Linked DNA regions of Mus musculus: region 2 is linked to region 1. Evidence: chromatin loops called from intact Hi-C (ENCODE). Cell type or tissue: left cerebral cortex. All regions are shown on one strand. Links, peaks and the distances in the headings refer to the core of each region. The heading gives the core; the rest is flanking DNA.

Evidence for each region. Hi-C counts contacts between places; a loop is a spot of excess contacts. Peaks named below come from ENCODE experiments on the same cell type or tissue, not always from the same donor. Only the 100,000 strongest peaks of a DNase experiment are listed, where the experiment ranks them.
Region 2: it touches region 1 in a loop (4-fold over the local background); 6 of 42 quality-filtered maps call a loop at or near these places.

Annotation. Positions count from the first base shown.
Region 1 is chr16:22,787,504-22,791,701 of GRCm38, forward strand. No RefSeq gene overlaps it. Among named protein-coding and RNA genes, the nearest start is that of Gm30416, 2.7 kb to the right of the region's middle. In left cerebral cortex, for the core only: no CTCF peak of the experiment used is centred there; DNase peaks (open chromatin) are centred at 2,093 and 2,717.
Region 2 is chr16:22,656,934-22,661,131 of GRCm38, forward strand. It overlaps Dgkg (diacylglycerol kinase, gamma), which reads right to left and starts at 298. Exons shown (of 25, transcript NM_138650.2): 1 at 16-298. In left cerebral cortex, for the core only: no CTCF peak of the experiment used is centred there; DNase peaks (open chromatin) are centred at 1,293 and 2,242.

The sequences.
Region 1 (4,198 bases), core at 865-3,364:
CTTAACCAAGGTAGAGCGTAGAAAGCCTCACAATTGTTCTGGTGGACCAGCATGATTGCATCAGGAGGAATGGTCAAGGCCAGCCCTGCCTTTTGACCACAGATTATCTTATGATATGGCCTTTACTGATTGGATGAGAGGAACAGCAAACAGCCATGAACCCATCTCCAAGAGAGTCTTGAGTAGACTCAGGCTTGGCTATATTGTATTAGTTCTATTGAGACTGTTGATTTACTGTCTAACAATGTGACATGACAGCTCTGAAGACTGCAGATGAAGGAAGGCCACACTGGTAAGAAGGCAGGCGGTCTCTTCTCCATGACTTCATTTGCATACATCTTAAAAACATGAAATAAAAGCAAGAAATGGTCACAACTATGTTATTATGTGATGTTCTGTTGCAAAACTTTGTGTTCATCACACTTGTTTTAAAGATGCAAAATAAACCTAGTTACTTGCACTTATAGAAAGATTGAGTTTTTAACACTGATCTCAGATTTCAGTTTCATGTTACAAGCTTGTGCCTTGCTCTGAAAGTTGTGCCCAGTAGCAAAATAGTGGCTCAGTGGTTCAGTTCAATCCTGATTCCAGGATCGCAGGAGTAACCAACTACTTCCTGATAGAGTTTGAGTCCACTTCACCGAGGAAATCTGAAGTGGAAATTTCTGGTTTCTTTGGAAAGTCATTTATGTCAAATGATGTTTTGCTGGGGCACGCAGGTGAAAGGACTCATAATGTTCAGAAGGAATATAAAAATGACCCCACAGACAGTGGGAGCTCTAGATTGGTTTTCTTTGCTCTACCTCGCTATTCTTCACATGACACGCATGTATTGGCTTGCCCTACATTGCAGTGCTGAGCTCCACTTGTGGTAATGCCATTGAGAGAAACTCACCAAAGAACCTCTTGTGAAGTTCCTATATGCTGGTTTGGGTGTGTAGTGTCTGGCGAGAGGACTGGACTGCAGCTGCTGGTTCATGTGTGGTGTCTGCTGGCAGGACTGGACTACGGCTGCTGATTTGTGTTTGGTGTTTGCTAGTGGACTGGACTGCTGATACCCTGACAACAAAGATTAGACTCACCCCTAAAGAACTACTTCTAAACAGGTCTCCTTCCCCCATGTCCTAATAGCTTTTTCTCCACTACCTCTGATGGGTGTGGGCTAGAGACAAGGTCGAATGTTTATTCAAGAAGGTTGGAAAAAATGTATGCCTCCAGAAATTCATACCTGGCACTGTCAAAAACCCTTGGCTAGAGAGGTCATAGGCCCCAATAATCTACTATTATTGGTTTGGTAAAGGGAAATTGTCAAACTGCCTCCTAAATATTTATGCATGTGCCCTCTCATCCTGGTTAGAGAAGTTCCTGCTTGCAATGGGCAGTGGTTAATGCTCAGACTGAAAACTGGTCAAAGTGCTGAGAACAGGTGACTGTTGAGTGTCAGCCCTGAACAGGACATGTGTGTGTCTTACCCACCCAAGGCTCAAAGAGCACTGAGGACAAAGGCAGGAGGGAAGAAACGAAGGATGGGGAAGAACGATATGAAATAGTCTTCTGGGGAAGGCGGGGTTGTCATGTCCGTGAACTAATAATAGCGGAACTTACCTGGGCTCCTCAACATTCTATCAGAGATGGCAACGGGGCTCAAGGTGTCACACGTTTCTGATGGAGTATAAGCTGTTAGTAATTACTTGGGAGGTAGAGTCAAATTCCTTATTGGTACTACCACTGGTACTCAAATTAAATACCACCCACCTCCACCCTCCAGAACAAAACAAAACCGAAACATACCAAAGGGAGCAAAAACAGTAAATAAGAACAACAAATATGTGAAAGGAGGAACATTTATTAGAAAGGAATTCAGTATGGGGATGGGTAAAGTGGATAATCGGGATATCATCAAAATACATTTTGTATGTGTGTGTGTGTGCGCGCGCGCGCGTGCACGGGGACGGGGACTGCTGGGGGAGCGGGGCGTGGGCAGAGAGAGAGACAGGGACACAGGCAGACAGAGAGCTAGAATTCTCATCCAGGCAGCTGGAGCTCAGAATCCTGCGCACTGCTTTGGCCTCTTGTCTGTGGATTTCTGGGAAAATGTCTAACTTGTCTAGGCTGAAGACATGATTCTCATAACAGGACCTGCCGAGCAGTGCAGTGGGGAACAGAGCCTGAGAAAAAAGTAGTAATCACGTGATGGATGAAGGTCCTGAGCTGGAGAAAGAATACACATTTTCTTGCCCGGCCTCAACCAACTGCCCCCACCCCCGAACCCCCCCCCCCCCCCACCGCTACAAGCACCAGGCTTTGATCCAAGGGCTTCACACATGCTAGGAAAGCACTAGACCCCTGACCTTCCCCAAGCCCCCAGATCTACATTGAATGAAGTTTCTACCCCCCTGCTCTTGTTCCCCACCAGTGTGCTCAGCACTCAGATCATGCCAGGGTAGGGCTGCTCCGATAGTGAGGAGGCCTACATTTGTTACAGCATGGCCCCCAGCCAGTCATGCTGTTGCCCTGTTCCCCCAGCCAAGGCCTGGGGTGCTCAGTCTTGAGCCTTCCGGGGGGCCTGGAGGGTGGACACTTGCAGGACAGTCTGCCTGTTGCTGGCAGTTGTGGGCGGTGGGTGGGTGGAGGCTCTTGTTGGAAGGCTCCCCAGAACAGATGGGGCTTTCTGTGTTGCTGGATGGAGGCAGCTTGATGTATAGTAACTGACAAACTACTCATCATGAGGGGCGGTCCGGAAGGAGGCCTGCAGTTGAGTGGGCGAAGGGGCTCACACAGAGGGAAGTTGGCAAGCAGGAACGCACCGTGTGGGTGGAGGCGCAGGTGGAGCTGCGGGGCAGTGTGCTCCAGAATGAGGTGAGGAGGCTCCGCTCAGCACGGGCTGAGCCCCCCCCCCCCTTTATCAAGAGAAGAACACTGAGTAACATTTGCTCAGAGTCTCCAGAAACAGCTTCCCGGGAACCCAGAATCAGCTCAGTGCTGTGAGGGGCAGGGAGGTCTTTCTTTTCTTCTTCTTTTTAAAAATGAAATTAAAGGAGGGATGGGGGGCGGGGGAGGGAGAGGATCTCAAACAACAGGAAGCAACAGGTAACTATGAAAATGAAGAAGCATGGTGGGAGGAGAGAAGGAGGAGAGGGAGGCAGGCACACCGAGAAAAACATTTCCCACGAAGTGGAGAGGGGACGTTGAAGCAGGTATCTACTTCTCCTGGGAGGGTCTGAGTCTTTTAAATGTTTTAAAGTGCCACAAGGTGGCCCCCCTCTGCCCTAATTTTGTCTTAACTTAAGGAAAATGGAGCTGATGAGGCTATAATTTCATATGAAGCTGAAATATGTTTAGCACAGGCCTTGATGCATCTGACCAGTTTGGACTAGTCGGCCCAAGAGGGCAGCCCTGCTGGAAACAGACAAGCCTATAAGGCCTTTGTCTTGGAGGGTGAAGTTTGCAGTCTTCTTTGTTTATCTGGCCATCAGGGATCAATGACCGCTGGAAGCATTTCTAATTTGGTGGAGAATATACAGATTTGCTGAATTATATGCTAGTTGTTATATGTTCATTATCTAGTAAGGGATAGAAGAGAGAGATGTTGGAGTCCTGGCTACAAACAGATGGAGAGAGCAGATGTCCTTCTGAGATGACCCCAGATGTGCACTGTCCCATCCTGTCCATTTCCAGGCAATGACTGGGGAACCAGAGGCAAGAGGACTTGATTTGTTTGTCACTGGGCACTGCTGTCACCTCTTGGGGTACAGGTCTAAGACTACAAGGCTCACTCCTGCATGCTGTGGAGGGCCACTCTGGAAAAAGACACTCTTGCCTGAGAGTGTCTTGAGGCAACAGAACGAACAGGTTAGAGTCAGGGAGCCTTGGTGGAGCCTGTCCCTGGGGATAGGCAGCCATCCCTTTTAACCAGAACCCCTGCAGGGCTAATCTGCTTTGCTCCCCACTGTAAGGTTGGCAAGTCTGGAGGGTTTGTTTTACATCAGTAAACAAGGCCCCATAAATAGCACAGCCCATTTCCTTTGATCCCTGGAGCAACAGGGTTTTCCTCTGACAGCTTTTGACATTCTGTCCACCACGTGAGAAGTCATTCCTGCCTGCCTGTTGTGCTAAAGTTTGTACTTTTGCTGACACCCTTGGGAATGGTAGACAGGCAGCCTTTGAAAAAGAAAGACCTTTCACATTTAATCTGAAC
Region 2 (4,198 bases), core at 828-3,327, 130 kb before region 1:
CGGTCGCGGTCTTACCTCACCATGCAACACTTGGTTGCGCGCTTGCCGGGGGCGCTCCCTCCTAGCCGCTTATTCCCTTACTTGGGAGGAAAGAGGAACCGAGAGACAGAAGGGGACCGAAGCGGGCGCCCGGGCGATCTCCCGGTGCAGCCCTCTCTGGGGCGGAGACATCAGGCAGCCACCAGGGTTGGCGCCCCGGGGTCTTCCGCCTTCGCTGCTGGAAGGGAAGGCTGCCTCTGCTACCCGCTACGGCACTGCGGCTCTGCACCCTGTCCCTCGCAGCATCGCAAGTCCAGCTGCCACTCTCGCTGCGGAGCCCTGCCCCCCGGGCGCAGTGCCCGCCCCCGCCACACACCCGCGCGCGCAGACACACGCGCACCCCACAAACACACTGGTGCACACACATAAACACGTGCTGCGCGCACACTCGCACACCCACGGATGCGTTGGGTGGGAACCTCTGTACATGATCAGGGCACTCCTGGCTGGCAGGGCTTTGGTCAGAGTGCTGGTTGGTGGCTGTGAGAAACCAGCTGACATCAAGGTAGAGGACATTACTTGAAAAATACAATGTCCTCTGGCTGTTTACGTTCCTTAACCTAGAAACCTAGGGGTCTGAGCTGCCTAAATATTCCAACCAAAGCAAAGAAAAATATATTAACATAAAAATAAATCAACAAGTTCTCTGTTTTCTAGGAACTCGCTGTCTCTGATGTCCATTGTCATCGATCCCGTCCAGAAGGACATTTCTGACAATCTTGACCCAGTGGCAGCAGATTGGTGATTATTTCTCCTCTGCAGGCATACATGGTCGGGATCAATCTAGCTAAGCAGAAAGGGGCTCTGATGGATGGGTAAGGTCTCAGGACTAAAGATTATGATTTTTCTCCTTTGTCTTTGCATGACATTGGGTAGTCTTCCTACAGGACAAATAAAACACTTCTAAAACAAACAAAATATACATGCACAAGAAAAAAGAGAACTAGAAAAAAAAAAGGAAAAGTAGAAAATTAGAGAAAATGACGTGGGATTGAGGATAAGGCCCAAGAGGCTGCAGTGGCAGAGGCACGGGGACCTGTGGGACCTTTTCTTTCCATGACGCGGGTGTCTGCGTAGGGTGGCAGCAGCGGCGATGTTATTTCAACAGAATGACTTTTGTCAGTTTCACACCACATTTAGAGTCACCAGGAGTTTACTCTCATCTGTAAAATATGTGGAGTTCACCCGTTTCCACAGCCAAGAATTCTCTTCTGCCAGTGGGCAGTGGAGGTCCCTGTGTGGAACTGCAGCCAAGAAAAGCTTTTTTTTCGGAACGCAGAGGAGCAGGGGACTGTGTGTCTAGGCATCTGGGGAGGAAGCTGCAGACGTGACTGTTGAAAAGCACTGAAAGACCCAGTGGTTAACTCATCCCTGGCCACTAGCAGGGGGTGATGGAACCAAGACAGAACAGAAGTCCTGAGAGCTCTTACACTTCCTTCCGCATGATGATAAGGGCAAAGCCAATGGATGGATGGATGATACCCTGTGCTCACACTTCATCCACAATCCATTCTTTGATCCAGGGCCCCTGGGTAGCTTCTCAGAGCTGCCCTCAGCCAGGCTGACACACTTGGTGTGAGGGTGTTCTGTAACACGTGTGTGAGTTTGTCCTTCATCTTCTTGTTTCCATGTCAGGTACTGACTTACTCATTCCGAGAATATTTATTAAAGTTCCTGCTATCTTTTCAGGCACTTCGCACTGACTCCCGTCATGGACCTCACCTGGGAGAAAAGAGGAATGGAAAGACAGAAAGGGCTTAGAAATGTTAGTGTCTTGTCTTTTAAAAAGGCAGGCCCAAGCACAGGCTTACTGTACACATACTCACAGAACACAGGCCTACTGTATACATCTTCCTTGAGCATAGGCTTAATGTATATATGTTCACCAAGCATGGGCCTACTGTATACATCTTCACTGGGCATAGGCTTACTGTATACACCATCTCCATTGAGCTGTAATCTTACTGTATATGTCTTTGCTGTGCTGGGCTGAGTGACTGTGGAAGATGCAGTTCTTCTCTTCTGAATTGCATCCCTGAGGAGGCAACCACAGTTGCACATGTGTCACAGAAAACCATTTGTCTCTCCCTAGTCCGGACTCATTCTAGAGAAGGCTAACTTGAAGGAGAGCCTGGATAGGGAAGGCATGGCTGCAGGCAAGAGTTGGGACAACATGGAGCTTTCTGTCTTTGACAATAAGGAAATAATAAGCTTGATAGCATAAATGGGGAAGGCAGGCAGAAGTAGAGTGTAGCGATCCAACTTGGCATGCTAGGGAAGTTATTATATAATAATAAGAAACTCTGCAAAGGGTGCCAAGCAAGAATTTGGAGAACAGAAATGCTTATAAAGATTGGTAAATAGGTGCTTGTTCCTATAAAATATGTTTATGAAGTCAAAAGTGTTCACAAGAGGGTTTGTGAATAGATTCCTTTGGGGGATTCAATGGTGGTGCTGAGTTAAACATCTAAGCAGATACAGGGTACTTACAGTACAAGAAGCCTTGCTGACAGAGGCTAAGAAGTGGCTGCTTGAGTTCCACTCTAGTGACATGCAGGAAAAGTGTCATAATGAAGGTCAGAGCAGTATGGAAGGCATGAGAGATAGGAGCAGCAAAACGAACAGCTAGTCTGATAAAACAAAATGTGGATGGGGCAGGCTGGGCACGGGATCTGAAAGATTAGTAGATGTGTGCCTCAAAGACCAGGAGAAAATGGGCACTTTATACAAGGAGGAGAGGAGAGGGCTGGGAAATAGCCTTCAATACCCTAAATTCCCTGCTTGGAGTGGACACACAGTGAGGTGAGGTGAGCTTTTTTCTTTTTTGGTGTGTGCATGTGCATGGTGTGTGTGTATATGCACTTGCGCATGTATGTGTGTATGTGTGTGTGCATGTGTGTGTGCACTTGTGTGTGTGTACTTGTGCATGTGTGTATATGTATGTGTGTGTGCACTTGTGTATGTGTGTGCATGTGTGTGTGCACTTGTGTGTGTACTTGTGCATGTGTGTATATGTATGTGTGTGTGCACTTGTGCATGTGTGTGCATGTGTGTGTGCACTTGTGTGTGTGTATTTGTGCATGTGTGTATATGTATGTGTGTGTGCACTTGCGCATGTGTGTATGTGTGTGTGCACTTGTGTGTGTGTACTTGTGCATGTGTGGGCATGTGTGTGTGCACTTGTGCATGTGTGTATATGTGTGTGTGCACTTGTGCATGTGTGTGTGTTCCTTTTTGTTTTGTTTGTTTTTTATTTTTATTTTTATTTTTATTTTTATTTTTATTTTTATTTTTATTTTTTTTGAGACAGGGTTTGTCTGTATAGCCCTGGCTGTCCTGGAACTCACTGTGTAGACCAGGCTGGTCTCGAACTCAGAAATCCTCCTGCCTCTGCCTCCCGAGTGCTGGGATTATTCTTTTTTTCCCTTCAGATAAGAGGGTACTAATGAGCAAGCTGGGAAGTGTCTGAGACCAGCTTTCCTGAGGCAGGAGGTGTCCCCCATTGGAGTGGCATGGGAAGAATGATATCTTGCAAGGAGCCACTGCCCGGGTGGCACAGGTACCTCACTCTACAGCATCTTCAACCCAGGGGATGATACCCAACCCATGTTCCTCTTGCCTGGCCACCAGCCCTGTCTGCCTGGAAGGGAGGGTACCCTCTCTCCAATTGGCACACAGGCCTGACTGACTGCTAAGCAGTTTGCCCATGATGAAGCCATAGTCCAACTGGTAAGGATTTTTGGAACACCTGCTGCACATGCAGATGGGAGGTGAACTGGAGGAGTCTGTGAGCATCCCTATTCCTAGGTGACACTCTAAGAAACACTGTAAATACAGAGGAGGAAGGTGGCATCTCTCTTTAGAGCGTTTTCAATCTGTGTCAGCTATAAACAAACAATAGAAATGGTTAAGAAGCAAGGAACAAAATAGAGAATCAAATGTCACACTGTAGTGAGCAGGCCCTCACTGTGAGAGAGAAAGCATCACTCTGGGCTTCTTGAAGGAGGAGGGCAGAGTTTAGGAATGGCACCTGTATTCATTTTCAGTTAGGGAGGAAGCTGTGAGTGGGACTGGAGTGGGTTTAGGAATCTGGGGCCTTTTTGTGCAAATTTCCAGGCCCAGTGGCTTCCCTGGTGGCTCTCCTCGTCACAGAGCACTC